Linked DNA regions of Homo sapiens: regions 1 and 3 are each linked to region 2. Evidence: chromatin loops called from intact Hi-C (ENCODE). Cell type or tissue: PC-9. All regions are shown on one strand. Links, peaks and the distances in the headings refer to the core of each region. The heading gives the core; the rest is flanking DNA.

Region 1 (11,078 bases), core at 931-8,930, 150 kb before region 2:
GCAATAAAGCTGAAGAAAAAGAAGATAAAAAACAATCAAAATGTAAGATAGAGGAAATGAAAAAGAACAGCAAAGTGAGCTGAATCATGAACAGCAGGAAATCTCGAGATAAGTGGAGGCTGTCCCTACATATTTCTGGTACTTTGAGTAAACATGGAGAGAAAGTTCACAGTGACCTAATCAGAAGCAGAAATGAAAATGGGGCAAAATGCCATGTGGGGGCATTTTGCAATAAGAAGCAACAGGAGTCTGGCACCTAAATCCAGCAACTGTGTAGCCAGGGTTGGAAAAAGTCCAGGTTACCAGCAACATGCCTGTTTTTTACGGAGAATGAGTGAAATGAATATGCTCCCAATGGTCCTCTGAGTTCTTCACATTCATCCCAACTCCCTTGCTCCTCTGCTCCAGCACTGCAGTGGAACTGGATGGCTACAGCTTACATTGCACGTTTCAATTTGGGCGATGGATGAGAACTTCTGTACTATGTTTGCATCTGCAAGACTCTGCTACTCTTGTTTTTAACTTCTGGATGTTCAGGTACACATTGAAAAAAGGAAGTCCTTAACTCTGAGAAGCAGTATCGTCCTGAAACTACCTAAGAAATGGCTCAAATCCTTTCAATTTCCAAGGAAAGCAAAAGTTACACATTAGAAACTGAGATGACAATACCTAAGCATATAATTTCATTGAGATAGATTAGATTAGCTTCAGGGACATATATGGCTCACAGTATATTCCATGCTTCTCCATAGGCCAGGAAGATTTGCAGCTAACACCCTTCCTGAATTCTTGTCCCTATAGGGCTTTTGTGTGGGACATCATTGATCCCTATGAGTTCCAGCTGAGGAATTTATGACATATTCTATTCCCCCCTGAGATTAGCCTTTAATAATTTATTTATTCATCCAACATTTAAGAGACCCCAATGGTGTTAGATGCTGGGAACCCAAAGACAACTAAGGCAAGATCACTGTCCCCAAAGTCCTTAGTAAGGGGAGATAAGACATGTAATTTTTAAAAGCCACAAAATGCTATGGTGCCATGACAGAGGTATGTCTGGGGAACAGAAGGGACTCCAAGAAGGAAGAGGTGCTTCCAGGTAAGACAAACTGTGGAAATAAAGCAGCTATAGGGCAAAGAACTTGTTGCAGTCAGGAAGATGCAGGTAGATCAGGTGACCAATTACAATCCTGTTCTTGGAGCTGGTAGGATAAAGGACAGACCCAGGTGGAAGAGGCGCAGGTGAAAGTTTTGCTCCTTCTGGGGTCTTCCTCTACATTTTGACCCAGGCCCGTCTAGGTGGAAATGTAGAGGAAGACCCCAGGAGAAGCATAACTTTCCTTTAACCCATATATCACAAGACTTGGCTGCCTTATGATGAAGCTATAGTTCCCAAATATGTCTTCAATGAAGAAAATTTAATGTTTAGGAATTCTAGAACTTGCAGAGTTGGGAGTTGCCTGGGAGATGAAATGTTCTCTCCATCACCTCCAGCCCTTGGTGCTGAGTTCATTAGCATGTTTAGTTCTAATTTTAGCTATGAAAAAATATATTTTAAAATATTGACACATTTATTATTTAGTGCTGGATTTAACTGTTTACACTTTCACTGATAAAAGATTAAAAATATGTCTTACTATATACTGCTGCCTATAGTTAAAACAGCATCCCTGTTTCTCTTTTTCTCTCTTGTTCTCTATTTTTGAAACTGAGTTAATAATCCCCTTGATGTAGAGATGGGGGATTTTCATCAGTACCAGATCATTTCACCTGCCTTTTCTCCTCCCTGAGATTTCCAATTTCCTGGTGCTTCCTTTTCACTACATTTACCACCCATTTCTTGGTTTTAGGTAAGATCCCATGGTCTCTCCCTATGAACACTATCTCTCACATAGTGTCAGCATTTCTAACTTCTTACCCTGGAGCTATCCACCTGGATCTTTCACCTAAACTCCTGAGTGCTTCTGGAGAAGGTAAAGATCTGTTTTGAGATGAATCTCAAACACTGTTAAGTAGGGCAGCATTTCTAAAGTCCACAGAGCAGCACAGTGGTCCACCTTCAAGTGTGATAGGCACTACCCACTACCTCCCCAAGAGCCATTTTCCCTTCTTTCAGTGTGTTCAGGTGGTAAGGAGAGATCTTTGCTTCCAAGGAGAGTGGTCCCCGACTCCAGGATAGGCCTAACCAGTCATGGAAATCTCCTTCCCTTTATCAATTGGTTGTTCTTGGTTTGGGCATTTGACCTTGTTCTGGCCAATAGGATATAAAAAGAAATCAGCTGGAGATATCCTAAGTAAAGACAAGATTTTGTGCTGTGTTAATTTCCTTGGGCTGCCATCACGAAGTATCACAAACTGGGTAGATTACAACAGAAATGTAGTATCTCACAATTCTGAAGGCCCTCAGACTGAAATAAGGTGTCAGCAGGGCCATGCTCCTTCTGAAAGCTGTAGGGGAAAAAACCTTTTCTTGTCTCTTCCTGGCTTCTGATGCTTGCCAATGAAGGGGTTTGGATTATGCCACCCCACAATATGCCACTCTGGCATATGGATTATTTTGACTTGAAGGCAACTGAGAAAAAGCAGACCCAGGATGAGATCTCTGTCCGCCTCCTATCTGCCTGAAAACAGAACATAAGCTCCCCTTGTGAAAGTGCCCCCCTCTACCCCCCTACCAGTAAAGGGATAACATAAAGGGACAACACCTTATCACTGGAGACAAGATGTCATCCAGAGGAATCTACAAAAACAAAACGTATTAACTAGCCCTCATCTACCATAAGTTTCCCCATATATTTGCCTTCCCACAATTTGCTGCCCCTAGAAGCTCAAAGTCATTTTCCTTTGTCTTGCCACTTCTCTACAAAATTATTGTTCTTTGCTCAATTCTATGTAAGTTCAAGTTCTTTTTTTTTTTCTTTTTTTTTAGACGGAGTCTCACTCTGTCACCCAGGCTGGAGTGCAGGGGCGCGATCTTGGCTCACTGCAACCCCTGCCCCCTGGGTTCAAGCAGTTCTCCTGCCTCAGTCTCCTGAGTAGCTGGGATTACAGGGGCGTGCCACCACATCTGGCTAATTTTGTTATTTTTAGTAGAGATGGGGTTTCACCATGTTGGTCAGGCTGGTCTCAAACTCTTGACCTCGTGATCCGCCCACCTTGGCCTCCCAAAGTGCTGGGATTACAGGTGTGAGCCACTGCACCAGACTAAGTTCAAGTTCTAACCACTCCTTTGAATTACTTATTACTGAATACTCCTATGTGTATGTGCAATGCATATTTCAATAAACTTGTTTGTTTTTCTCTTGTTAATCTGTCTTTTGTCAGTCTAATATACAGTCTTTTTTTTTTTTTGAGACTGAGTCTAGCTCTGCTGTTGCCCAAGCTGGAGTAGTAGTACCACGATTTCAGCTCACTGCAACCTCCACCTCCCAGGTTCAAGCAGTTCTGCTGCCTCAGCCTCCTGCATAGTTGGGATTACAGGTGCCTGCCACCAAGCCCAGCTAATCTTTGTATTTTCAGTAGAGATGGGGTTTCAACATGTTGGCCAGGCTGGTCTCGAACTGCTGGCCTTAAGTGATCCACCCCCGTCAGCCTTCCAAAGTGCTGGGATTACAGGTGTGAGCCACCGTGCCGGGCCACTCTAATATGCAGTCTAATTTTCCCTAGCTGGAGAACCTAGGATGGGTACAGAAAAGGTAATTATTTTCCTCTCCTACACCAGCAATACTTGGCATTCCTCGGCTTGCAGCTTCAATACTTCAACTTCTGCCTCCTTCTTCACAGGGCTGTCTTCCCTCTGTGTGTGTCTCTGCCTTCACATAGCGTTCTCTTCTTGTGTCTGTCTCTGTTTTTTCTTTTTGTAAGGACATCAGTTATTGGATTAGGGCCCACCCTGGTTCAATATGACCTCATCTTAACTAATTACATTTGCATTCCAAATAAGGCCACATTTGCAGGTATCTGGGTTAGGATATCAACATATCTTTTTTGGGGACACAGTTCAATCCATATAAAGGCCTTTTGCTCCTGCCTTTCATCTACCTGGAGATGCAGCAACATCTTGTGACTATGAGGCTACAAACATGAGGAAACAAGTTTACAAGCTAAAGCTGGTGGAAAGGAAAGCTAGGGAAAAAGAAGGAGTCTGACAGCATTACTACACAGTTGAACTACTGCCAGCAACCACTCACCTCTAGACCTCTTGCTAGGTAAGAAAAATAACTCCAGGTTACTTAACCTCTGCCAGGTTTCTTTCACCTGTAGCCAAAAACATTCCAATGCATACACAAAACTTTCCCTAGTTCATAATAAAATTAGAAAAATAAGTAAGGTAATAAAATTTTCATAGATCTGGATTCATTAAATTTAAAGGACTAATCTTTGTTCTGAAATTATGTTATTCCCACTTTTAAAAAATTAAAATATCCTTTCTTTTATGAAATGACGGTATTTGTAGATTGTAATTTTTTTTTTTTTTTAGTGTCTTTGGTAAAAGAAGGAAGGAAAAAGGGAAGGGAAAAAGGAAGGAAGGAAGGGAAGAAAAAAGATTTCAGAAAGTCTTTCTCTAATTTTTAAAAATTCTTTTACTTAGCTTGTGAAACTCAAAAGTCTGTGATGAGAAGAATGCTAGCTAAACTTGCTTTGAAGGGCTAGAACCAGTGGTGTGTGCTGGAGCTGCTGGCAGCAGTTACCGAGAGCAGATGGTTAAATTTCCAGGAAGCTACTTGGCATCACCTGGATGGTTTGAAATCCAATGTGGCGGGAGTATTTGCATCATGGAAATCTGCAAATGCTATAAATCAAACCACCTCCCCTTCCCCAGCTGGTCGTTTACCAGCACACCACTGTCTCCAGCCTGCCTCTTGCAAGTAGCCAGAGGGTAAGCATGCAAGGTACAGCTCACACCAACTAAAACACACATGGGATTGAGGTAAACTTCATTTACTAATTTATACATTTACAATGGAAAATATTCTTGGCCTGGTGCGGTGCAATCCCAGCACTTTGGGAGGGCCAAGGTGGGAGAATCGCTTTAGCCCAGGAGTTCAAGACCAGCCTAGGCAACATAGGGAGACCCTTTCTCTACAAAAAAGAAAAAGAAAAGAAGAAAAAGAAAAATATTCTCTCTATTGCTGGTTTAAGTACCTAATGGTCTATTTTCCTCAATAAAATGTCAGCTCTGCCTCAGCAGGAACCATATCTGTTCTGTTCATGCAGTATCCCCACTGCCTAGCATAGCACCAACTGGTGCGGGGGCCCTTGTCTTCCTTGGAGTCATGATCAGAGATTCTGTAGTTATCAGAACACTGAAGGAATCAAAGTCTATTAAAACATAAAAAAAAGTTTACGAGTGCAGGAAGTCTGTATACAGATGAGTCCCTGTCCTCACGTGGCACACAATTCTAAGATGGCTGAGCAAAAATATGCAATTAACAAAAGCACTTTGTAATTTCAAGTAGTGAAAGTTACCAGGATGTGAGTTTTAAACAGTCTACTGTACTGTGTTCAGTAAAATACCCGTTCAATGGGTGATATATAGGTGTTAAAAAAAAAAGAAATGGTTCTGTAGCTAGTATATTTGGGAAGTGCTGGTTAACCCAAGTTAAATCGATTTCTTTATTGTTAAACTTCTCTGAGCCTTTAATATGATGTTGATATGTGGGACTCTATTTTGAACATGCATATTTTGAGATACATTGCCTATTTAAGTGTCCCACAGAGCACATGTTAGGAAACACTAGCACATTGCTATCTTAGATTTCTCAAAAGGTCTCTACTTCCTTGAGGTAATTTTCTATCAGGCACTAGAGCAAAATATATTTAGAAATTCCATCCCTAGACAGCAAGAGATAGACAGTTCAGAAGTTTTCTATGTACATTCTGCCCACCTCTTTACCTATATATAATCACTATGATATAAATGTTTACCTATTATAATTTGTGAGTACCTGAATTGTAGCACTCTATTTTTCCCTAATTGGCAAAAGTTCATTCCCTAATTGGGTAGCTAACACTCCCAAGATATCAGATATGTTATTTGATTAGGATGTTAATCCTCTTTATGTCACCTGTTTTCCAAATGGTATAAAGAATAAAAATCATCCTTTGAATCATTGCCAAAAAAAAAAAGAGAGACCCCTGAAGCCATTCTAATTTAGCTTTTAGCTGTTGGGTGGAACTAAACTCTGTCTATCCCAGTAAGACACTCCATTTGCATTTATAATCTCTGGGGTGATGAGTTTCAAAATATTGTTTGTTTATATGTCCTCATTTTTGCGTATCCTTATGGGCAGTTGGATGTTTCTGCTCTTAAGGCAGTATGGTGTGGCGAGTGAGAGCTAGGGTTCTGGAGTCAGCCTGAGTTCAAGTTGCAGCTCAACTGTTACTAGCTATGTGGTCTTGTGCAAATTACTTAAGCCACAGTTTTCGTCAACTGTGCAATGGGAGTAATAGCACTAATAATCTGCCTCCTGAGTTACTGGAAGGCTGTTAAAAAGATAATAGGTATAAAGCACTCAACATAGTAGTATTCTTTTTTTTTCTTTTTTTTTTTGAGATGGAGTCTCGCTCTGTCACCCAGGTTGGAGTGCAGTGGCGTGATCTCGGCTCACTGCAATCTCCACCTCCCAGATTCAAGTGATTCTCATGCCTCAGCCTCCTGAGTAGCTAGGATTACAGGCACGTGCCACCACGCCCAGCTAATTTTTGTATTTTTAGTAGACATGGTGTTTCACCATGTTGTTTGGCTGGTCTCAAAGGCCTGACCTTGTGATCCGCCTGCCTCAGCCTCCCAACGTGCTGGGATTACAGGCTGAGCAACCGTGCCAGGGCAGTAGTATTCTTATCACTCTAGCTCTCTCAATACTGTAGGTCTATTGCTTACAGTGACTCACAGTGAATTCTTCTAGGTCCTCTCTCTTTCTTATCTAACCAAATCAGGTAAATACATTTGGTTCCTCTAGCACCCCCTCACTAGAAGGATCTCCCAGGCTTTCAGTCATTTCAGCTGTTCTTTTCTGAACCATCTTCAAGTTTCACTGGTGCTCTTCAGTTTTAGGATTTCTAACTGGACGCAGTCCTCTGAAAAATGCCTGCTTAGAGAAACAGAACTGTTTGTGACTTCAAAATTACATCAAAGTGCTCTTTGAAAAGGTTTGTGAAGCCTTCAGCCTTTCCATTAGTAATAGGAGTGGACTATTATTAGAATGCACTTCTGCACTGATCTTGTTGGGTTTAGTTCTGATTTTGAAGGAGGAAATTACAGGATGTTTCTTTTGACAGGATTGGAATCACAGAAGGTTGTGATGGTTGGTAATGATGTGTTGTCCTCTGTTTAGTACTGACAAAAAGTTGAATTGTTTTACTTTTTTTTTTTCAGTAGAGGAGATAAATTAGACTGAGAAGAAAAATGTTCTGAATTTAAAATAATTTAGAAAGCCAGTATTCTTTCTAATATATATTAGAAAGAATCTATCTCGGCCAGGTGGGGTCACTCATGCCTGTAATCCCAGCACTTTGGGAGGCCAAGGCAGGCAGATCACCTGAGGTTGGGAGTTCAAGACCTGCCTGGCCAACATGGTGAAACTCTGTCTCTACTAAAAATAAAAAGAAAATTAGCCAGGCATGGTGGTGCACACTTGTAATCCCAGCTAGTCGGGAGGCTGAGGCAGGAGAATCACTTGAACCTGGGAGGTTGCAGTGAGCTAAGATTGCACCATTGCACTCCAGCCTGGGCAACAAGAGTGAAAATCCATCTCAAAAAAAAAAAAATAATGAAAGAATCTATCTCATTCTAATATTCTTTCTAATATATATTAGAAAATAATGCACTGAAATATGTATCAAGAAAATACTGTTAAGGCCAAGCGCAGTGGCTAATGTGTATAGTGCCAGCATTTTGAGAGACTGAGGTGGGAGGATTGCTTGAGGCCAGGAGTTCAAGACCAGCCTGGGCAATATGGTGAAACCCCATCTCTACAAAAAATACAAATAATGAGCCAGGCGTGGCAGCAAGCACCTGTAGTCCCAGCTACCCAGGAGGCTGAGGTGGGGGATCACCTGAGTCCGGGAGGTTGAGGCTGTAGTGAGCCATGATTGTGCCACTGCACTTACAGAGTGAGACTTTGTCTCAAAAAAAAAAAAAGAAAGAAAAAGAGAATACAGTTGAAAATACCTTCACTAACCAGAACCTAACTCCCTGGAACCACTACATACATATATGTATGTATGTATATGTATACTTTCTCATGAAAGTATAGAATAAAAAACCAGTTGACCTCAGTGGTTAATAAAAAATCAACTGCTTTTTTCCCCAGATGTTTGTTGGCTGCATGAATGTCTTCTTCTGAGAAGTGTCTGTTCATGTCCTTTGCCCACGTTTTAATTTTTTTTTCTCATAAATTTGTTTAAGTTCCTTGTAGACTCTGGATATTAGACATTTGTCAGATGGGTAGATTGCAAAAATGTTCTCCCATTCTATAGGTTGTCTGTTCACTCTAATGATGGTTTCTTTTGCGGTGCAGAAGCTCTTTATTTAACTAGATTCCATTTGTCTATTTTTGTTTTTGTTGCTCTTGCTTTTGGCATTTTTGTCATGAAATCTTTGCCCATGCCTATGTCCCAAATGGTTTTTATAGTTTTGGGTTTTATATTGAAGTCTTTAATCCATCTTGAGTTAATTTTTGTATAAGGTGTAAGGAAGGAGTCTAGTTTCAATTTTCTGCACATGGCTAGCCAGCTCTCCCAGCACTATTTAGTAAATAGGGAATCCTTTCTCCATTGCTTGTTTTTGTCAGGTTTGCCAAAGATCAGATGGTTGTAGGTGTGCAGGCATATACACCATGGAATACTATGCAGTCATAAAAAGGAATGAGATCATGTCCTTTGCAAGGGCATGGATGGAGCTGGAAGCCATTATCCTCAGCAAACTAACACGGGAACAGAAAACCAAACACTGCATGTTCTCACTTACAAGTGGGAGGTGAACGATGAGAACACATAGACACATAGTGAGGAACACCACACACTGGGGCCTGTTGGGGGGTGTGAGGAGAGAGAAGATCAGGAAGAACAGCTAATGAATGCTGGGCTTAATACCTGGGTGATGGGTTGATCTGTGTAGCAAACCACCATGGTACATGTTTGCATATGTAACAAACCTGCACATCCTGCACATGTACCCTGGAACTTAAAATAAAAGTTGAAGAAAAAAATTAACTGCTAGTATAAGTCAACCCAATGTCTTATTTCACATATATATGACACTGACATATTGATATATACATGTCAATATATATATAATATTGACCTAAAATTTAATCTCAGTAGAAGAAGAGATTATGGTCTGTTTTGCCTCTGCTGTACCCTCAGTCTCTAGAAGAGTACCTGACAAAGGGTAGGCATTCAGTCAAGATTTCTTAAATGGATTGATGAATAAATAAATGAATGAAAATACTATGTTTGGTACTGGAAAAATGAGAAGTGATGTTCAGAATTATGAAGCAGAGGCATCGTGAGGTCTGTAATCATCAACATAATATTAGTTGTGTCACAATGAAACTGTACCTCTTAAACCAGAGCAGTTGTTTTTTAAAGTATTTAGAAATATGCTGACAAAATACTGCATTTTAAAAGGAAAGTTGATTAACTGGAAATATTATTTCGCCAGAATGGTCCACATTTCCAATTAATTGAGGCTTCAAATTTAAAGAAGAAAGAAGCAGACTCTGAGAGGATGAATGATTATATTGGTGCAATTTTTGCATTTGATAGAAAAGCTTTATGAAAATCTCCCCCTCAGCTAGTATGTCCAGATGTTCTGATGAGCTTTGATGTTCCCTTGTGTCATCTTTGAGAACAGACCTCCGTAGTTTAAGCTCCATATTAGTTTTCTTAATTGAAACTAAATAACATTGGCACAGAAGGTCTTGTATGAGCCTTTCAGAGATGTAGAAGATCAGAAGCAGAGAAGGGGAAGGTGGAGATTAGTTGCTAGTTCTAAATTGTGGTTGCAACCTCACAGTAGATAATTGGGCTTTTTACAAAGCAAATTAAGGCAAATTATGGTAATGCTCCAATTCGCAATTTGTATAATCTAGACACAAATTTATGTAATTACTTTTCAAAGTTAAAAATGATAGACAATTGCCTCAGGGCCTGTTGTAAACAATAGTAATGCATTTTTATACATTCAGCATGAAGATAATCAATCTTACGTTCATGACACTGGTACATTTGGAGTCTCATCCCAATTTTCTTTTCTTTTTTTTTTTTTTTTTGAGATGGAGTCTCACTCTGTCGCCCAGGCTGGAGTGCAGTGGCGTGATCACGGCTCACTGCAACCTCCACCTCCTGAGTTCAAGCAGTTCTCCTGCCTCAGCCTCCTGAGTAGCTGGGATTACAGGTGCTCACCACCATGCCCAGCTAATTTTTGTATTTTTAGTAGAGACAGGGTTTCACCATGTTGGTCAGGCTGGTCTCGAACTCCTGACCTTGTGATTTGCCCACCTCAGCCTCCCAAAGTGCTGGGATTACAGGCATGAACCACCGCGCCTGGCCTCATCCCAATTTTCTATGCTTTTTTTCCCTTTATTTTTTGAGATGGAGGCAAGAGCTACATAGGCTACCTGGGCTGTTGCCATTCCATTGTTTGAAAGCATAAGCCTGATGTTATCTGTCCTCACCAGCCCATGAAATTTCCTGAGGCAGCACTCCACCTGCTTAAGTAGTAACTTAGCACTGCCCCCCAACAATGTGTCCCACTTATGCTGGGGACTTTCTACAAGTGGGTGCTTTGCACTTGTCCACATACTAGTCTGTCAAATGCAGTCAGCACATGGCATCCACCGGGTCCTCCTCCCGCTGCACTTCCTGATGCCTGTCTGCCATCTAATCCCTACCACAGCCAACCACCACTGTCTGAGGTGAGGATGCTGGTGTCTACGCCAAAGGTGCTGTATTCTCAGGGTATGAGTGTGGTGTGGGGTTTTGTATAGAGGAAGGGAGAAAGTCTCTCTTTCTAATTCTCTGCTACTCTTGGTCATGTGGGCCCTTAAGCAGATCTGATTACATTTAGAGTC
Region 2 (11,078 bases), core at 1,237-9,236:
ATAAGACCAAAATACAAAATTGCATTCTTGGAGTAAACCCAGTGTGGTCATGAATTTTTTTTTTCACTACATATTACTGGATTCTATCTGCATCACTAGAGTATAAGTTTCATGAAGGCAGAGTTTTCTGTCTGTTTTGTTGTTGTCATTGTGTGTTTTACTGCCCTGTCTCTATGGCATATTTATTGGATGAATGAATAAAGAAATCAACAAATTTCCCCAGGATTGTGACAGCCTCTATTCTGGCTGTGAATAGAGAGCCCTGAGCTTCTGGCTACCTGTTATGGGGCCATTTCTCTTGGCTGCACAGAGCTCCAATCTCCTCAGGATGGGGTACTATATTCACCCCACTTTCTGGACAGCATATATCCAAACAACTCAGGAATCAAGCCTTGCCTCTCTTGGTTCCTCACAAACACAGCTTTGCCTCTCTGCCTGTTCCCCATCCTGTTCATGTGTTGAGACCCCCTAAATTTGTATATCCAAGATTTAGCAGAGCAATGACCACTCACTTACTAGTCGTTAGTGCAACTCACACAATTGGCACAGATGCCTAGGGGCCTGAAAATAAGACTTGGAATTCCATACTCTGGCAAAAACTCTAATTTGTTTGGTGGCACTCACGCCTAAACCTGGTCTCTGAATGGGCTACAAGAACGGAGGCATAAGTCTTTTATCAGGAATCATGAAATAGGGAGAACCAAGACTCCAGCACATAGACATCACCAGATAATAAATAGACGCTCACCTATTTTCCTCTCTCAAAAAGCATAAGAAATGTTTTCTGATATTAAGCAATTCATTTCCAAACATTTTAAAGTTAATGAGAAGAATAAATCTCATTTTTAAGTGGTCAATGTACCATGAAGTTAACAAGCTAATTAAGAACAAAAACAACATGAGCTATATTATGGTTTCTTTACTGGGGACATTGTGATTATAACTGTAAAAAAAATTAAATCCATAAACAAAATACTTGACTTTAAGTTGGCTTAGAAGGTCACAGAGCTCTTCATGACTCCACTTCTGCCCACCTCTTCAGGTATCTTTTACTTCAGGGGGTTTTGCAATTCATTCCAGTTCTTCAACAAACTAGGTTTTCCCCGCTCTAGAACTACACAAACACCCATACCTCTTCTTTCCAGTCAGAATCTTTCCAGTCAGGATCTTTGTCTGGCTAACTGCAACATATCAGAGAACTCAAATGTTACTTCCTCTTAGAAGTACTCCCTGATGGCCTGGCGTGGTGGCTTATGCCTGTAATCCCAGCAGTTTGGGAGGCTGAAGCGGGCAGATGACTTGGGGTCAGGAGTTCGAGACCAGCCTGGCCAACATGGTGAAACCCCATCTCTACTAAAAATACAAAAATTAACTAGGCATGGTGGTGCGCACTTGTAATCCCAGCTACTTGAGAGGCTGAGGCAAGAGAATCGCTTGAACCCAGTAGATGGAGGCTGCAGTGAGCCAAGATTGCACCACTGCACTCCAGCCTGGGTAACAGAGTGAGACTCTGCCTAAAAAAAAAAAAAAAAAAAAAAAAAAGCACTCCCCGACAAACTCCCCACCTCCACCCCCAAAATACGAATGTCTTCTATAATACACTTGTATAGTACCTTGAATTTTTCTCAGTATATTACTCATCAAATTTTACTTAATTCCTTGTCTTCCCTAGAAACAGTAAACTTTCAGGTAAGGGACCATGCTCTCTTGCCCATAGTTGAATCCCCAGGCCATGGAGTGAAACCTAGCACGTTTCAGGGGTTCAATAAATATTTATTGAAGAATGAATGAATTAAAATCTTAAGCTGCCTTATATTCCTAAATTATTGGTGTTTACCATGCACCTTTCCAAACTGACCTAGAGCTAGTTACAGAAGCCTGGTGTCTGCAGCCTGAAGAACTCTGAGAATGACATTTCCACTAGATGAGGTTAGCTGATTTAGTACTAAGATCCCTTGCCCAGTTCTCCATAAGAAGCCAACTGCCTGGGTTTGAATCCCTGCCTCACTGCATATTAGCCATGTAACCTTGGACAAATGACTTAACTTCTGTGTGCTTTGACTTCCTCATGGTTAAATAGATGACGTTAGTACCTCTCTCATAAAGTTGTTTTTGAAGAATTAGAGGAATATGATACACTGCTTGTCACATGATATGTGCCTAATGAATGCCATTCACTGATTTAACAGCAACTTATGGGGTAATCGGAGTTCCAGCAGAGGATCCCTAGGGGAGGGGATATTCAGTTCTCTTGTAAACAGGTAGTGGGAATCGCACTGCTGAAGCAGGGAGGTTTCAGTTACCTCACCTGAAAACAGAGTTGGGGCTACTGAATTCCCCACAGTCTAAAACAGATCCTGATCTCCAAAGAGGGGAAAGATATATATATTTAAGGAGACATGATGCCTCCTCTTTGAATTTCTAGTTCAACATGGAAAGACTGAATGTAAACAGGGGGTAAATCCTCAAAAAGATGAACTTCCTCCCTCATCATCTTACTCCAGTGAACTCTGTTGAAATAGCAGTAACCATAGGCATACCTGTGGACTGTTTGTTGCCTAGGCTCTCCTAGCCAGCATGCAGAATAGAGAGGACAGTAGTTGTTCAAATGGGTAGAAGATAGCAACAGGAGCATGTGGGGTACATTAGTGTCTCACGCTGTGGGTCCGCCAGCCTAATTCCTATCCCATGCCCGCTTTTCGCTAGCCACCTTCTGGCCAGGGTGGCTTTGTGACACAGCTCTGACGGATAAGATAAAACAATGTCTATGTGCTGGGGTCTCTGGGAAATTTTTTGTTTTCCTGATAAAAAAGCAAAAAATGGGCTAACATGACTCATTTTGCCCTTTGTTCTTCCCCCTTCTCCCTGCCTGGAACATGAACAGATGTGATGTTTCAAAATGTAGCAGCCACCTTACAACCACAAGGCAGCAAATATGAAGACAAATGCCTCCAAGCCAAGGATGGTGGTGAAGGAGTGGTAAAGACAGACGAGCCTGGGTCCCTGATACATTAGGGAGCTATTTTCCCAGCCCTGGACTGCCTACCTCCCTGGCTTTTGTGTTGTCTGAGACAAATAAATGTCTTTTTGTTTAGCTGAGTATTGGTTGGGTTTTCTTGCCTTGGAATGGATTCCTGAGAAATAAATATAGCATGCAGCCCAAAGCTTTACACGATGTGAACCTTAATTGCAACATTTACCACAGTATCTTATAATCACAGTTTTATTTCTTTTTTAGTAGTCATGACTTTTTTGTAGGTAGGACTTTGGGCTTATTTATTTCTATATCTACAGCATATACTAGGCATTCAGTAGAAGTTAGATGAGTGAACCCACTTCATTTGATAAATTGTGATGAGTGAACTTGCAAATCAGAAACCAGTGCTATGGAAAGATTTCCCCAGGTGTCTGGTTCAGTCAGGAGAAGGGTGACGCTCCTGTAAGGAAACCAGGTATACCCAAGAGAAATAAAAACTCATGAGTCATCACATGGACTTTTGTGGTTTCTTTTATTTCTGGGTGCATTATGACAAAAACAAATAAAATATGCTAATACATTTTAAAAACAGACATTTTTTTCCTGATAATGAAAACACATGCTCTTCTCAAACATAAAATTAACCTTAATAGGAGAAGGAGTGATAGGAAAAACAAAACAGAGAAAAGGGCAGGATAATTTTTCTCTCCTTATTAACTTGCTGCTCACTCATGGAATGAGCTTTTCTTTTACCAGAAAAATCTAGGCATTTGTGTTGAAGACTCTAGAGCAATGACTGATTAAGAAATGCTCGCTCTTGATCTTATCGGCTGTATTCAGGGAATGTTCAGTGGCTGTGTCACGTCGCAGATGTGCTTGCAAAGGTTATTCCTCAGGACTGTGTCTTTCCCCATCTGCCTTCTCTGTTGCCTGTGGCTGATTCCATTTTCTTTAGCATCACAAAGCTCCTGAGCCAATTTACCCAAAGGCTTTTTGTCATTTGTATTTCAGCTGCCACTTCTCTATGCAGTTTCTATTTTAAAATGCTTATATAATAACTTTGGGTCTGCTAGGGTCTTTTGCCTCTGAAGATTTTAATCAGATTGGCTTGAATACCCATTTTATGCCCTGTGGAAAAACCCACTGTCTTCTCCAAGATGTCTCCTAATTCCCAGGAGACTTCCACTGTTCTCATGGACACGCCTGGCTTCCACTTGTTACTGCTGATGAATTTGTGCTTTCCACTCTACCTGGACTAATACCTTATTTTTACTTTGAATCAGCAGAATTGTGGAACTTTGTCCCTTTATCTCATTTGTATTTCTGATTTGAATAAATCAACTGATTTATAGCTCTAAATACAAATAACATGGAACACTTCTAAGTACGGTGTAAAACTTTGGTGGATATGTTTTAAGCACACTATAGTTGGCACTGGCATGCCAGAAATGCTCCAATGACCAGTTACAATAGGTGATGGAGAGGTAACCTTGCACAAGAGAGCCACAGTCCTTGTCCCTGCAGAGCGGCAGACAGAAACGCAGGAACCAGTGAGGAATGGAAGTGCCAGGGTAGGATACGGGAGGCCACGGGAGCCAGGAACACTCTGTGCACTATGTCAGCACATGGTTGTGAAAGAGGCTGTGTAGTACTGTTTCTTATGCTGATCAAACAACTCAGCTGAGTTGTAATCTCACTCAAGTTCACTATTTCTTATGTATTGGATTTCTTTACTATGTAATTTCTGCTTAGAAGCTCTAATAATTCGATCAATCTTGGAAAATCTAACCACTAGTATATTAGCACCATCAAAAATCATGCATGTTGTAGAGAAGTTGGTTATTATGATATGTACTTATATGTTCCCAGAAAGAAAAATGCTCCAAGTTTTGTAGCAAAACTTGATTTTCTTAAAACCTTAAGTAAACACAGGATAGACCTTATGTCTTTGTATGAATTATCTTTTTTCAGTTTTAACTTATGAGCAAATGGCTAAATTTTTTTCTTCTTCGTCTTGCCAGCTCTCTGTGTGTGTGTTTTGATAAAGGTGGGCTTTAGGGCCATCTAGTGGCTTCTTGAATAGGAAATTCTAAAAATTACCATTAAGCTGAATAGGAAAACCCCCACCTTCTCTCACCAAATATTCTCTCTTTAAATTTGTTACATATTAGCTCTTAGGAGTTTAAAGACAGATATTGGAAAACTTGTGGTAGTTCATATATATTCTTTTTCTTTTTCCAAATGAAATGTTACCATATTTGCATTTCCTTTCAAATAACATGAACACTGTAATGACCCATGTGCGTTCTTGGATTTTTGAGCACTGATGGAATGCTGGCATCTTGTGGATTGGTTATGAAGTTTTAGTCTATCCTGGCAGCTTTGAAGTTTATAGCCTCAACCTTTGTATCTTTCATAATATCCAGTTCAAAAAAAAATCAGCCTAGGCCTTCACATTTATGCAGTGTCTGATGATTTTAAGGTTGTGAAAGGAAAATAAATCTCAGGACCCCAATCACTAAGCCAAAAAGAAAAGTCAAGCTGGAAACTTCATCAGGCAAACCTGCCTCCCATTTTATTTCTAAGTAAGATAACTACAAAGATTTTTAAAAGCTATATACCTCCTTCACCTATAAAATACAGATTCATTGAGCCAGACTAAGGCTTAAGTAACTATTCCTCTACCCGAGTCTCACATGCAGATTGTGTATTCAGTGAAAGGCTGATCAAAGACTCAAAAGAATGCAACCATTTGTCTCCTATCTACGTATGATCTGGAAGCCCCCTATACAAGTTATCCCGCCTTTCCAGACTGAGCCAATGTACATCTTACACATATTGATTGATGTCTCATGTCTCCCTAAAATCTATAAAACCAAGCTGTACCCCAACCACCTTGGGCACCTGTCACCTGGACCTCCCAAGGTTGTGTCACAAGTGTGTCCTTAGCCTTGGCAAAATAAACTTTCTAAATTGATTGAGACCTGTCTCACATGTTTTTGGTTCACAGGTACAGACTTCTCCTTTCAATAGTTACAGACTTCTGAATGCAAGATTTTGGAGCTGTCAAAAGCTGGTTCCCCAAAGAGCTTAACCACTGACCCCAACATAACCCACTGACAAGACAAACCATAGTTTATTACTTACCTTGGTAAGGGTGGGCACCACCTCACAAACTTTGGGATTGTTTCCGAGTGGGGGGAAGAAACCCCAACTTATTGGAAAATGAAAGTGTGATTTCAGGTGGGTCTTTAAAAATGGGGTTCAGGATTGGGTAAGGATCAGGATACAATAGTCCAAGACTGATGGCTAAGGCGAGGGATTCAAAGAATCTTACGTGCAAGCTGTTGGTTGACGTTTTCCACTGAAGAGAGGATGAGTCTTTTGGGAAGTTCCTGTAGTGAACATTCAAGCCATATGCCTGGGCAGAAGACTCCTGAAAAAATAAAGTTATGTTGGTGAAGTCAGAGGAATTGCGAAGTCTTGCTAATATAGATGTAGATGTGTTTTCAGTTCTCACTGTTCAGACTATCAGGTAGACAGTTTTGGTTCTTAGAGGCCTTCCACAATTATGATGCCTACACAAAATCAAAGCACAAAGCAGTGTTCCCTGTAAAAAATATAAATTCTGAGAGAAATGATACATCAAACTATTAAGAATGTTTCATTCTTTAGAGTGACTATGTTTTAGGATTGCTTTCCTTCAGGATATTTAAACAAAAACAGTTCTCTGAAGGAATAGACACAATTTTGATAAGTATAATGATGGTCAAAGGTAGAGAAAATCAAGCATAGAAAATTGGCAGATAGGTAAGATGCCATAATTCAACGTTATGGGGCCGCCAGCCAGAATACAATGGACTCCTGAACCCAGTATTTTGTACATACTAAAGAATGTTATGAAAGAGACAGTAAGCAGAAAGCAAAATACTGACTTCAGTTTTGCACATGCATAACTTTTGTGTATTAGTCCGTTCTCTCACTGCTATAAAGAAATACTTGAGACTGAGTAATTTATAAAGAAAAGAGGTTTAATTGGCTCATGGTTCTGCAGGCTATACAGGCTTCTGCTTCTGGTGAGGCCTTGGGAAACTTACAATCATGGCAGAAGGTGAAGGGGAAGCAGGCACGTCTTACATGGCTGGAACAGGAGGAATAGAGAGAGTGGGGAGGTGCCACACACTTTTAAACAACCAGATCTCATGAGAACTCTATCACAAGAATGGCACCAACGGGGAGGGTGCTAAACCATTCATGAGAAACTGTCCCCATGATCCAGTTACCTCCTACAAGGCCCCACCTCCAATTGGGGATTAAAATTTGACATGAGATTTGGGCAGAGACATAGATCCAAACTATTACTTCGTCCTCTCGTTGATTCAGTTCAGTGTTTTAACCTAACTGAATATGTATTATGCAAGTACATAATGGTAAAACTAGCAGGACTCTCTCTCATCTGACCTCTAATCTGATGACTACATTCTATTCTATCAGCTTCATTTTTTTTTCTTTATTTTCTTTTTTGTTGTTAGAGACAGGGTCTCACTCTGTCACCCAGGCTGGAGTGCAGCAGTGGTACAATCATGCTTACCGCAGCCTTGACCTCCCAGGCTCAGGTGATCCTCCTACCTCAGCTTCCTGAGCAGCTGACACTACAGGCATGTGCCACCACACCCAGCTAACTCTCATATGTTTTGTAGAGACAGGTTTCACCATGTTGCCCAGACTGGTCTTGAACTCCTGAGCTCAAGAAATCCACCTGCCTCAGACTCCCAAAGTATTGGGATTACAGGTGTGAACCACCATGCCCAGCTATCTGCCCCATTTCTGAAGTTAATATGATTTTTCCTACAATCCTCTTCCCAACTTCATCCATGAAGAAACTAACCATGTGGTGAAGTAGAATGTGTCGGACTTTGAGGACTTATAGTCGTCATCATAAGGATGTCATTTACAGCCATATAACCAGATTCAATTACTGAAAGAGTGAGTATAGGTGCAGAGAGATATCCAAGGTATGGACCCTGGAATACTTCAACATTTAGAGGTCTGGAAAAGGAAGATCTAGCAGATAAGATGATGAAGGGAGAAGAGGAGAATACCAATGACCGTAAAAAACACAGTTTCCTATAATGGTCCTTCATTAATTCAGAGGTCATTCTTTCCATAAACATAGATTTCTCCCATACCCTATTCAATGCAGTTTCTGCCTCACACACTTCAAACCACAGGATGTATATGGAAGTATCAAAAGCATAAATAGACCTGCAGTAACCCTTAATGCCAGTTTTGGACTCTGTCTCCTGACCTTGAATACTGGAGGTATGGCAGAGTTAGTCATATCTTGATTAGTCACAGATGTTGAATTATAGGTTGTTTTTTTTTTCAATAAATTGGGCTTCTTCAAGTTGCTGTTTGGATGTCATATTAGCATTCAGGGCATGAAATATAAATCTATTTAGATTTTTCAATTAGGAGGGAATTTAATGTAGACAATTAAACACTTACAAAATCATTGAAAGGTTATGGGACTACCATCGAACTATGGGTTTCAGGTTTAACCACCATTGCCGCTCTTGCTATTGCCATCACAGCTGCTCACACTCATGAAGCTGAAAACTAGACATGAGAACCTGGAGTCCAGCTACCACAGGCACTTATGTTTTGGCAAACTTGCTTGTCAGCGTTCATAGCTACAAAGCTGGACTTCCTCACAATTCTACTTTCTAGATATATACGAACACACAATTGTCCCTTGCTATTCATGGCAATTGGTTCCAGGACTCCTCATGGATGCCAGTATCCATGAATGCTCAAGCCCTTCATATAAAATGTCATAATATTTACATATAACCAACACACATCCTCTCATATACTTCAAGTCATATCTAGATTACTTATAATACCTAATGCAATATCTAAACATTACTTTCTTGACATGGATTTAGTCTAGTACATGGCATGTGGCAATTTCAAGTTTTGCCTTTTGGACTTGGAGAAATTTTATTTTTCCTATTTTAGGTCTGCAATCGGCTGAATCCACAGATTCAGAACCCATGGATATGAAGGGCCAACTGCGTATTATTAGCAGAACCCAAATCACATTTAAAACCTTTGCTCCAAGTGACTTTAAAAAATGTGGTTTTTAGATGTCTAGTCTTTAAAATACAGAGGGCATACAAAGGAAGATGAGACTAGATTTCAAGTACCAGTAGCTAATATCCAGCCAAAACATGTACAAGGTTGCAGTCTTGCAAAAGGTTTTAAGACTAAACATTTTCTGAAAACTGCAACTTCTACATTACTTCATAAATATTTGCATTTCTGACTTTCTTTCTTTCTTTTTTTTTTTTTTGAGATGGAGTCTCACTCTGTCACCCAGGATGGAGTCCAGTGGCAAGATCTCGGCTCACTGCAAACTCCGCTTCTAGGGTTCAAGCAATTCTCCTGCCTCAGCCTCCCTGTATTTCTGACTTTCTATAGTAGGGGAAAGCTTATGGTTCTTATCCGTTTGTTACCGTCTGCTTTCTTCTCTCCTTGGCTTCCAAAGAATGCCCATACGTTGGTCAATTATATTGTCTCTTACTCAACACTTCCTGAGCATACTTTAAGTAAAAATGTTTTGGACAATCTATATCTAGGTACCTTTTAAAGTGGGACATGGTTTTGGTATAGTGCAACTTCTTTCTCCTGGCCTTTAATGTACACAAGCAAATTACTAATCAATTGATTGGCTGCACAAAAGATTAAATATCAAAATGAGTATTGAGAGAGAGAAGTGTGAGGGGCATTAAGTGGGGGAGCCTCATAATCTGTCAGAGTCTAACCTAGGAATGCAGATTAACCTCACACACTGTTTCCAGTTTGGACTATCTTACTTCTCATTTAATTGTAGATAATCTTATTCCAGCACTGCCAACCCATGAAGTGTATTGCTTCTTCTACTACAGTCAATCACTCTCCACACCCTACTTCACGTCCAGGATTAAATCTCAATAACTCATGAAGTAGAGTAACATGTAGCACTTAGTTCATTTCAAAAAATAAAGTGCCCTTTGATATCGTTTTTATGGCTATTTTCGTACCTTTTGCTTTTTAAAGAAATTAAAGCAAGAACATCCAATAAATAAATAAACAAAAAGTTACAAGTGCTGAGGGAAATACATTTTCCTTAAAATTATGTCTGCTGTAAGAATATTTTACCATACTCCAAATGAAGAGAATAGCACAGATACATCTAGAAACACGCATCATAGCTAAAACTTTTTCCAAAGGGAATAGCAGTTAATATCCTGTAGTGCCAAATCCATTTTTAACCAACAGGGACTTTACCAAGGGAGGTCCCTAACCCCCTAAATCTTAGGAAGAACTCTAAATGTCCTAAGTTGGGTCTCTAGCCTTGTTCCGTCCTTTACCCAGGATAAAATGTACTCTACCACTTACGCAAAGTCAGGCAAGTGGTGCTGAGCAGATAATTTTCCTTTGGGTTTGGGTCTCTTCCGTATAGTCCCTCTGTGGTTTGCCAGGAAGATGTTACTGGAAAGCGGTCCTGATCCAGACCCCAAGAGAGGCTTCTTGGAGCTCATGCAAGAAAGAATTTGGGGCGAGTCCATAGGTAAAGTAAGAGCAAGTTTATTAGAGAAGTAAAGAAACAAAAGGATGGCTACTCCATAGACAGAGCAGCCAAGGCCTAAGACTTTGTTGTTGTTGCTGTTGTTTGACAGAGTTTCACTCTGTTGCCCACGCTGGAGTGCAGCGGCATGGTGTCAGTTCACTGTAATCTTTGCCTCTGCCTCCTGGGTTCAAGTGATTCTCCTGCCTCAGCCTCCCAAATAGCTGGAACTACAGGTGTGTGACACCATGCCCGGCTAATTTCTGTAGTTTTAGTAGAGGCGGGGTTTCACCATGTTGGCTAGGCTGGTCTCAAACTCCTGACCTCAGGTGATCCACCTGCCTCTGCCTCCCAAAGTGCTGGGTTTACAGGCATGAGCCACTGCGCCTGGCCTGCCTAAAACTTTTTGACTAGTCAAAGTGTTTTTCATGTCTAAAACATAACAATTTAAATAATGATGTTTTTCTTTGTGAATGCTATAAGATTACG
Region 3 (11,078 bases), core at 1,505-9,504, 620 kb before region 2:
TTTGCCTGCATCCAGTCACTAACTCATGAAGTCCAGTGGGCTTTCCCCTTGCAGTGTCTGCCATGTGTCACCTCATGTCCTGAAGATGGCAGTAACCCCTACTGAGTCTCTCTGGCTGTATTCCTGTATAATCCACCTGTGTGCCTCTGCCAGCTAAATCTTCCTTTAGCATTGCTCTTATTATGTCACCTGTGCACACAGCCTGCAGGACACCTCACTGCTCATGAGACTTCTTGTGATGGCCATCTTCTGAGTTAAATGTTGGGACAACTTGTTTGACCAAGGGCTTTCTGATTTGTGGATTTAATTCTTAATTCAGCAACACATATTATGTGCCAGCTGCTATGCTAAGCCACAGCCTCTACCCTGAAGTATCTCAGTCTATTAGGGGAATTGGACAAGAAACATGAACTATAATAAAGGGTGGCAAATATAATGATAGAAGTCTAAGAGGCAGGACTCAAAGCTCAACTGGTAGGATTGAGAAAGGCATCTCTGCAGAGGAGCCATCTAGTCTCAGGCATGAAGGATTAGAAAGAATAATCCAGGCAGATGCAGGGAAAGCATGGTTTAGGTAGAACAGCTTGGAACAGAGGAGTATGAAAACAGGAAACATTTAGGGATTTGCAGGCAGTGGAGGTACTTGGGGCTTGGCTGTGGGGAGATGGTGAAGAAGTAGGAGCCAGATTATGAAAGGCCTTTGCTGTGACAAAAAGGCCAATTTTCTGAAAGTGATCAAGAATCACTCAAGGATTTCATTTTAGAGATAAGGAAACTGAGGCATATATAGGTTATATAGTTTGCCCATAGACATCTGATTAACAGGTGGTGGAGCAGTAAGACTACTGTACCAAGTAGTCTGATTTCAGAAGCCACATGCCCAACCACCATTCTATGTTATTCTTTTGGATGTATAAAGAAGACAGGATGGATTTTTATTTCTTGTTTTTGAGACAGAGTCTTCCTGTCACCCAGCCTGGAGTACAATGGTGCGATCTTGCTCACTGCAGCCTCAGCCTGTTGGGTTCAAGCGATTCTCCAGCCTCTGCCTTCCAAGTAGCTGGGATTACAGGGATGCGCCACCACACCCAGCTGATTTTTATATTTTTAGTAGAAACGGGGTTTCACAATGTTGGCCAGGCTGGTCTCGAACTCCTGACCTCAAGTGATCCACCCCGTCTTGGCCTCCCAAAGTGCTGGGATTATAGGCATGCCCAGCCGTCAAGATGGATTTTAAAAATATATGTAGGTGGGAAAATCCACAGGACTTCTGGGCATTCATTCATTCAAACACTTCTTAAGTGTCTATAATGTACCCAGTAGGGGATTAAGCATCAGAAAACAGACATAACTTCTGTCCTTCAGTAACACACAGGGTAGCTGGGGAGTCAAATAAATCTGCAATTACAGCACAGTGTCATGAGTGCCCTAATAAAGGTTTGGAAAGAGCACAAAGGGCAGCTCTGAATCAGACTGGGTGGGACAGGGAAGGAAGAGGCAGCATTTGCTATGAGACTTGAGAAGGATGGTCCAGGTGCACAGGGGGAAGGAGATGTCCAGGTGGCAGGATCAGCATAGGTGAAGGCCATGTATTAATAGCATAGTCATGAGCACCTTGACTTGACCTTGGGGTGTAGGCAGTTCTGTATACTGTGGAAGGTGACATGGGGGATAGAGTTTGAGTTGACTGGTACATTTTCCCTTCGTTTTTTATTTGTTAATTTTTCATGTGTGCACATAACTAGATTTTAAGCTCCTGGAGGGTCGTGACATCATCTTAGATGTCATTAGTGCTAACATTGGCCTTCTCTATGGCAGATGCTCAGCTGTTTATTGAGTGATCAGTCTAGATTATTATGACATTAGGCTAGAATTAGTGAGTTTCTCCTCTTACTGTGGTTATTTAATGTAGGACTGTCAAATCTAATTCATGAGAGAATTATACTCTTCACGACTTTTTCATTGTAATCACTTAAAGAGAAGAAAAATGAAGCCACACATGATATAGGCTATCCCAATCAGTTTAATTCTACTTTGTCAAATAATAATTTGGGGCAACAAAAAGACTTAGTTGAAAAGTTTTTAACATGATTGTTTTGTTGAGCTTATGTAAGTTTAAAACTTATTTCCCATCAAACATGAGGATGAATAGCTTCACTTCAATTTAGTCTTAATGGCAGCCTGTCTAGCGATAAGGCTTTTAAGATTTGTGACATCTTTAAATTTTATATAGCAGTAATTTTAACCTAGTAGCAGCAAGGAGACAAAATTCCTTACATTCCATCTCTGAAAATGACCACTCCTAAAGTAGGAACACCTCAGGGATCTGGGAGCCTCCATTAGCTGATGCTTACAATTAGAGTTTGAATTAAGCAAAAAAGGCCTCTTGGTAATTTTATTTAATAAACGCTGTTCACCTACTATATTTTTTTGCTATGGTCTTAATGTCTGTGTCTCCCTAAACATTAGTTGAAAACTAATCCCAAGTGTGATGGTAGTAGGAGGTGGGACCTTTGGGAGATGATTAAGTCATGAGGTCAGAGCGCTCATGAATGGAATTAGTGACCTTATTTAAAAAAAAAAGAAGCCCCAGAGAGCTACCTTGTCCCTTCTCCCATGGGAGGTTATAGCAAGAAGATTATTAACCCTCACTAGACATCAAATCTGCCATGATGTTTGACTTCCCATTCTCTAGAATGGTGAGAAATAAATTTTTGTTATTTATAAGCTACCCAGTTTATGGTAATTTGTTACTGTAGCCCAAATAGACTAAAACAAATTTAGAATATCCATTTATATTTTATAATAGACAAAACACCAAACAACAATAACAGACCCAAGGTTTATGTGTGTATGAAGCCCTGCTCTGGTGTCCTGCTGAATGCAGCTCTGGAGGAGGCTGTGGTTAACACTGCAGGGGCTTCCAGAGGGCTTGGCCTTGGGTTCACCTGGAATCTGCAATCCTGGATGCCTATCCCAGGATCCAGGTATGTGGGTAGTGTACCTAAGTAGAAGACCCTCCTTCAGTGTGTTTGACTTCTGTGATCACAAGCAGCCAGTCAAATGGGAGGTAGGAGACATTTCCCTTGTGGCTTATGGAATCAGTACTGTGCTTTTGCAGTACTGGTGCTGGGCTGATAACTGCAAAGAAGTAAGACTGTGAGTGATGAAAGGCTCAATCAGGGGTTTGATGATTCTGGAGGTGGTGGTCTGGGGAACAGACAGGGAAGGTGGCATGGAAGAGGTGGGGTCTGAGGAGGCCTAGAAGGATGGGTCAGATCTGGTTTAGGTGGAGGAGGGTTGATGGCTTCTCTTAACAGGATCCATCTTAACTTCTGAGAGATACAGATGGATAGCAGAATAGTAGGATGGGAATTGCTGTGGCACCTTTCTTGAATGGCACATCAAAGCCCAGACCTGTTCACTCAGGAGAGATCTTGGGATGGAGAACAGTGGTAGAATTGTTATTTGGTTTGTCTCTTAAAGATTCTTAAATTTTATGTGACACTTCAGCATTTAAACTTCATGCTGTCGAAATACCAACGTGAGAGGTCAGAGGAAAAGAAGATAAAGAGTGCAGGCACTCAGGCAGTTGACATGGGTAAAACTAAATATTTGGGCCTCACTAGAATCTTTCTATTGGTTTACTATCTCTTCAGAGAATAGTGTAAATGAGGAAGATATGCCTGAGTCCTGGGGTCTATTTTAACCTACCACTTATAGCTTGCTTTATTGACATTTCAGATCACCCAAGCCAGTGAACACATTCATGATGATCCTGAAGCTGATCGTGGGGGAAAATGTTTTATAAAACTAGGGGCATCCTTTGGGTGGATGAAACCGATGAAATCAGGATGAAACAAGCAGATTAATAAGGGTTGAGCATAGGCCATAAGAAATATTAAAAAACATATAAAACTGTCATCAATGATAAAATATTCTCCGCTACTAACAAGTTACTGAAATATATCAAACGTTCTTCTGATCCTTGGCTGGTTCTCTTTGAGGAATGAGTCGCTGCAGTTAGTTTCTGCCACCTCGGGATGGAGACCAGTGGGCTCCGGGCAGAGCACTGAGGAGGCACTTGCTAAATGTTCACTGAATGAAAAGCGAGTAAAGCTGGAGACTGTTGTGGCCATGCATTGTCCATGAACACCAGGCAAAAGTTATAAATTAATTTGATTGTAAATTAATTTGATATTATAAAAGGAAAACTAAAACCATTCTGTAACCAGAGTAGTGGAAATACACGAAAATAGATGACTCCGTCATACCATCGATCCTGTACTAGAACAGAATTTGCAATACCATTTAGAATACTTCTGGAACTCTGTCCCAGTAAGAGCAATAGAAGATGAGCTTTTATCACAACAAAGTGCTCTGAGCTGTATAGTTTTCTTGACTTGTTTTTTTTTTTTTTTTTTTTTTTTTTGAGACAGAGTCTTGCTCTATTGCCAGGCCTGGAGTGCAGTGGCACAATCTCAGCTCACTGCAACCTCTGCCTCCTGGGTTCAAGCAATTTTCCTGTCTCAGCCTCCTGAGTAGCTGGGATTACAGGTGTGCACCACCACGCCCAACTATTTTTTGTATTTTTAGTAGAGACGGGGTTTTACCATGTTGGCCAGGCTGGTCTCGAACTTCTGACCTCAGGTGATCTGCCTGCCTCAGCCTCCCAAAGTGCTGGGATTTCAGGGGTGAGCCACCATGCCTGACCCTTCTTGACATTTTCAGTTTATCTTATTTGACCCTTGCAACTGTGTTCAGTGAGATATTTAGAGCAGCTGTTACTTGGATAGGAAAACAAAGAGCTGAAAAGGTTAAATTACATGCCCAAAGTTATGTCAATAATGACATAACTCAGACTCTGTGCTGTTTCCAGTAACCTCTATCAGGTCCCCTCTTATGGAATCCAGTAATGATGTGGACTTTACTGAGTAAACCCCTAGCACTGCAAACCATTGAGTGTGGATTCAGTGGTGCTACAGACTGAATGTTGTGTCCTACCCAAAATCCATATGTTGAAATCCTAATCCCCACTGTGATGGTATGTGGAGACGGGGCCTTTGGGAGGTAACTGGGCCATGAGGGTGGAGCCCTCATGCTGGGATTACTACCCTTATTAAAAAGGAACAGGAAAGAGCTGCTTCTTCCCCCACCCCACCCCCGTTCTCTCTGGCTCTTTTTCTGTCTGTCTCTGTCCTCTGCCACGTGAGGATACAGTGAGACAACAGCCATCTGCAAACCAGGAAGAGGGCCCTCACCAAACACCAGGTCTGCTGGCTTCTTGATCATGGACTTATCAGTGTCCAGAACTGTGAGAAATAAATGTTTCTTGTTTAAGCCACCCAGTGTATGGTATTCTTAAAATAGCCTCCTGAACTAAGAGACATGAAAACTAGAATTGGTCTGCCTATCAGTGGGATTATAAATGTGCAGTGTATTTTAAAGAGTTGATCTCCAAAGTACAGTACTTAGCACGTAATATGAAGTTAATAAATGTTTGCTAGATAAAGGAACGAATGCAGGCAGTATAGAATGAGAATGAAGTATCCAGATGAAGCCTTAAGTTTGGCTGAAAGCACTTGTCTGAACATTTAAAGACCTTTTCATCATCAATGAGGATTATTTTAATTCCCTTTTATAGGATTGTGTTCAGAGTGTTCCTCCCCAAAATGTTTTTTGAATACCAAATGAATGTAAAAAGGAATAGGGTTATAATGTTCTGTTTCTCATGTGGAACTCCCTTGTTCATGGCAGTTCAAATAGACTAATATTAGCTAATATTTATATACATCCTACTGTGTGGCAGGCACTTTACCAAGGGTTTTGCATATATTATCTCAATCCTAGAAACATGCAGAATAGGTTTTCCTGTGAAGCTGGGGGTCAAGCAGAAGCTAGTCTGACTTAGACGCTCATATTCTTCCTCGTACACTGCAGTGGTTGCTGAGCCACTGTCAGGATAACACAAGAGCACAGCGGCTGGAGAAGGCAGGCTGGCAGCTGGCATTTCTTCGGTATTACTACCACCTACTGGATGTTCAGAAAATAACAGTATGCATGTGGCAGAAAGCATTCTGATAGGAATAAAAATGAAAGTGAATTTTAATTTCTTAAGATTTTCGGCCAGGCGCGGTGGCTCACGCCTGTAATCCTAGCAGTTTGGGAGGCCAAGGCGGGCAGATTGCCTGAGCTCAGGAGTTCGAGACCAATCTGGGCAACATGGCAAAACCCCATCACTACTAAAATACAGAAAATTAGCTGGGCATGGTGGTGCATGCCTGTATTCCCAGCAACTCCGAAGGCTGAGGCACGAAAATCACTTGAGCCTGGGAGGCAGAGGTTGCAGTGAGCTGAGATTGCACCACTGCACTCCAGCCTGAGCAATAGAGTGAGACCCTGTCTCAAACAAAAAAAGATTTTGACTGCTTAGTATCTGTAAAAGTCTCCTTCTAGTGCATATAGCAAAAATGAAGATGTAATCTTTGATCATGTTGTTCAGTATTGAAACCTGGGAGGAGGATATAGTGAAAGGAGGGAGTACGGCAGACAGTTTGTTACGGCAAGTTCATTCAGCCAGCATACAGGTCCTGGTGGCCTTCTCTGTGCCAGTCACTGTGGTGGTTGGCTTGAGTAGTTGGCAGACAGGAAGGGATGTCAGTGCTTATTTGGGCCCTGTTATGAGACATTGGATTTACTCTGTCCTGTAGCCTGACAGTCCTGGGCCACGGTCACGTAGGGAAGCTGTGGAATCATGGTGGAGTGTCCAGACAGGGAGCATACCTCAAAGTCAGTGCCTAACTATGGCTAGGTCAGAACTCCCATCTTCCTACATCAAGGACAGCCCCCTTCCTAATGTGTCACAAGGTCTTTCTAGGGACTTGTGGGGGAGTGTGTGGGCAGCATTTTTCCTCCCCTCAGTACTTCAGTGCATGAGACCTAGATTTAAGCTAAATATTGACTAAATTTTGAAGAGGAGGTGTCACAAAAATGCATTTAGAAAGGAATGTGCAGAAAGGGCTGTTCTTCCTTGAGAGAGGGGGGTGTGTGTGTGCATGGACATGGTGGGCAATGCTGTTTGTGTGTAATATTCAGGTCGGCTTTACTGGCCTACAGAGATACCTGCTTTTCTTCTACTTCCCCTTCTCAGTTTCTAACATCAGTGAGTCATTTTGATGTTTACTTTATGAGGCCTCTTTAAGTGGTAAAATACAGTGATTTTGTTTAGTCTCACTTGGATAATTGAATATGCATTTCTGTAACATCAGAGAAAAACTATATTTAACTATTAAGTCAACACAGACCCTGAATTATGATGAAGTAGCACACTTGCAATGGCAAAAAGCCAAGTTGACACCAAGAAGTGTCATAGTTTTGTGGTCATTGATTTGATTTCTCAAAGATTATGCCATGTTCAGTTATGTCTTTTCTACACTTTGTACCAAGCCTTTTGTGAGTGCTAAACATCTTTGAATTATCTGTGATGAGGTATTGCTCACTGGGCAGGTATTAGTTTATGAGGATGGTGAAAAGACCAAAGGAAAGGACTCACTCACAATTCTGTCCAACAATAAATAGAGTTGACTGAGATGGCAGTGTTTTTTTCCAGCTGAAGTTGCTACCTGGCTGGGTGTGGTGGCTCACGTCTGTAAGCCTAGCACTTTGGGAGGCTGAGGCAGGTGGATCACTTGAGGTCAGAAGTTCGAGACCAGCCTGGCCAACATAGTGAAACCCCATCTCAACTAAATATACAAAAATTAGCTGGGTGTGGTGACACGCACCTGTAGTTTCATCTACTCGGGAGGCTGAGGAAGGAGAATCTCTTGAACCTGGGAGGTAGAGGTTGCAGTGAGCTGAGATCACACCACTGCAGCCTGGCCAACATAGTGAAACCCCGTCTCAATGAAATACACAAAAATTAGCTGGGTGTGGTGACACGCACCTGTAGTTTCAGCTACTCGGGAGGCTGAGGAAGGAGAATCTCTTGAGCCTGGGAGGTGGAGGTTGCAGTGAGCTGAGATCACACCACTGCACTCTTAACCTGGGTGGCAGAGCGAGACTCTGTCTCAAAATGAAAAATGAAATTAAATTAAATAAAATAAAAAAATAAAAGTAAAATGTAAAATAAAATAATAAAATAAAGTTGCTATCAACCTTATTTTAACCCTAACATCCTACAATTCAAGACCTGGGGCAGTATTATCCATAGAGTCTGGCAGTAGTGGAAGCTCTGCATGGTTACAGACTTTATCATAATGTCCTCACCTCTGGCCCTGAACTAGCCAGCAACCTCAAAGTGCCAGAGGGTTCCTGCCAAATACGTTTCCCTCCTGGCTTGTCAGAATGCCTGAAAATCCTGTCCTAGACTTCTTAGAGACACAAACATTTTAAACTTAGCCCAGGTATTACTATAATTTGAAAATAGTAACATATGAGCTAATTTGTCCATTAACAAAGACGATTTTATTTTATCAGTCCCATGCTTTGGAGAGGAGGATCCTGAAGGAAACTAAAAGCAGGCCTCGGGAGGCAAAAGCCAAGATAGGGTTTAGGTTAAGTCAGAAGTGAAAAAGGATGATTTAACCGGGGACATGAAGCATAAAGAAAGTAGGTATAGATAGTCTTTTTACCTCCCACAGGCTCAGAGTTTTGCCTTAGTTGGGGCTGGAGAGGCTGAGATCCCAGGCTGATAAATTTGACATAGAGGTTTTCCTGAGTAGACTCAGTACTAGGTAATCATAACTTATGGCTCTGGTTATTGTTACCTCAGTGATAGATTGAGCTTAATGGAGGGTAGGGTTCAGTAGGATGTTGCAAGGCAGCTACCATGTGCCTTTAACTCCCACCGCAAACCAAATAGCAAAGCCATCTGAAGCCCGCAATTTGCTGGAAGGGCAGAAGCAAAAATAAAGAACCAGATTCAAATGAACTTCTGTAACTACCATCAGGATATCCTCAAGGGCTCTAGCTTTAGAGGGTCATCTGTCCCATTGATGCTGGAAAACATAACCTGAGCCTCTTTCTTGTGTCACTAGAAGATATCAGTCTTTGTTGGGTCCCAGCAACACCTACCTAGGGAGTGTTTACACACACACACAAATCCAGCCATACTGTTCCCTGTCAGCTCTCCTGTGGGCAGCTGCCCAGGCTTCCCTGCTGTGGTTGTAGCCTCGTTTCTAGGCTTCCTCTCCACCCCAGGCCTGCTTAACACCAGGCATGGATGCAGTCCCTTCCGTTAGCCTTCCAAACACAGCTGATACTAGAAGGCACAGTTTAACAATACTTTACCATATACTTGAAGATACCACTGGGGCCTTATGGGACACAAATGAACTTTAAAACCAGGCACCCCTGCTCCTGGAGTCCAGTGGCTGTACTTCTTTGCAAAAGTGCCCCTCCTTAAGCCCAGAATTCTCCACCAGTTGGCCTAAGCCAGATAAAGTGAAAACCAGTTCTCATCCTCTAACAGTCTCTGCAGAGCTTCACTACGCACTTGGTGAAGACTGGGTCAGCATCTGAGTCTGAAGCCTGTGCATGTGGATTACTCCCTGCTTTCAGGACTTCCCTGACCTGAAAGAGTGAGTAAGCATTTACCTTAGATCTGCTTAACCAAAACAAACTGTGTTTCCTAGAACAATGGGAGGATCTTCCCAATGGAAAAAGAAAATCCAGGAAACACAGGAATAAAAAGAATGCTTCTGATTCCCCAAATGTTGGCTTTAATTTTGTTTTCTCATGTCTGTTGCAGTGGGTACCTGGAATTCGATTTTGTCCTTTTTTACTCACCTTACCACTTTTTCCATCCGAGAATGCTTGATTTGGATAATCAGAGTAAGTCAGTCAAAATGTTCAAATTGGGTATAAAGTCTCTCAGGTGAATATCAGCCCTTACAATCTGAAATGTTATCAAGTCAAGCTACACTGCATGTTTGCCATCTCACTTTTCATTACACTTGATTTGTCCTTGTATTTGACAAAGAAGCAGAACAAAGTTTTCACCAACCAACCACATGACAGCATTAACCACCAGAGGATTTTGAACCTAAGCCTGGTGGAAATTCAGAAGCAAGGAAAATCGTGTAAGGCAATGAGGCTCCTTAGAGAAACTTCAAAGATCTTGTTAATAGGTCAGCTCAACTAACTGTAAATGACCTGAATTCAGGACTAAGATTTCCATAAATATAGTGATCAATGTTGATTTTAATTACATTACCTTTAACACTTGTTAGAAGGAAAGCAAAGAATCTCATTTTCATGTATAATTACTTTTCATAGATCTGATATGCTTTTTACTTAGCTTGGAGCAATGGGTCATTTTTTAAAGGACTACATTATTAGCTTTGATCTAATTTGCCTGGGCTGAGTTTAAAATGTTTGTGTTTCTGAGAAGTCTAAGACAGGATTTTCAGGCATGAGATGGCTCTGTGCTTTCCATTTTGGTACTTGGATGTGAAATTTTTTACCTCTTATTCCCAAGAAGCTGTCATGTATAATAGGGTGGTGCATTGTGAATTTCATGATGTATTCATTGGTCCACTACATTAAAACATAAAAACTGAATCTGAATTGTAGGAGTGGGGTCATATTATAAATTCATAAAAATTAAATTATTTTTATCAATCAAATAATGAATATTTAATATAATACTGGGCATTGGTGGTAAAACAGAAATTTTAAAAGCCATCATTGCTTAAAACCTGTAAGTGGGGTCATAAGGCTAATAAAAAGGAAACAAGACAAATATGTGTTAAATGAATTAAGAATTAGGATAAAGGAGAGATTACTGTGGTCTTAACATCAGCAAGAAGACTTCTTAGTGGGAGGTGATACTTAAAAAGTTTGGGGGGACTCCTAGGAAAAGATGGTGGATTAACCACATTTTTTCTTCTTACCTTTCCTCAGATTCTAGTAAAATAATAGTAAAGAATTACAAATGAATAAATCATAAACAGCAAAAAGAAGGGGAACTGCATTAGGAAACAAAAACTATTAATACATTTTAGAAAGATGAAGGTGGAGGGAGTTACAGAAAGGATTTGCATGAGGGAGCATGAGGAAAGTATTATGGGCTAAATTAT

Evidence for each region. A loop is a pair of places that touch in the nucleus more often than their neighbours do. Peaks named below come from ENCODE experiments on the same cell type or tissue, not always from the same donor. Only the 100,000 strongest peaks of a DNase experiment are listed, where the experiment ranks them.
Region 1: it touches region 2 in a loop (3-fold over the local background); 9 of 110 quality-filtered maps call a loop at or near these places.
Region 3: it touches region 2 in a loop (7-fold over the local background); 19 of 110 quality-filtered maps call a loop at or near these places.

What each region holds. Positions count from the first base shown.
Region 1 is chr12:47,178,066-47,189,143 of GRCh38, reverse strand. The region is part of intron 2 of PCED1B (PC-esterase domain containing 1B); the gene reads right to left. MIR4698 (microRNA 4698) reads right to left here and starts at 1,332; the gene lies at 1,253-1,332. In PC-9, for the core only: no CTCF peak of the experiment used is centred there; DNase peaks (open chromatin) are centred at 4,143 and 6,883; H3K27ac peaks cover 2,794 bases.
Region 2 is chr12:47,026,721-47,037,798 of GRCh38, reverse strand. No RefSeq gene overlaps it. Among named protein-coding and RNA genes, the nearest start is that of PCED1B, 47 kb to the left of the region's middle. In PC-9, for the core only: a CTCF peak has its summit at 5,031 (motif pointing left); DNase peaks (open chromatin) are centred at 3,398, 3,808 and 5,038; H3K4me3 peaks cover 1,304 bases; H3K27ac peaks cover 3,143 bases.
Region 3 is chr12:47,646,774-47,657,851 of GRCh38, reverse strand. No RefSeq gene overlaps it. Among named protein-coding and RNA genes, the nearest start is that of RPAP3, 54 kb to the left of the region's middle. In PC-9, for the core only: CTCF peaks have their summits at 5,843 and 6,044 (motif pointing left); no DNase peak of the experiment used is centred there; H3K4me3 peaks cover 273 bases.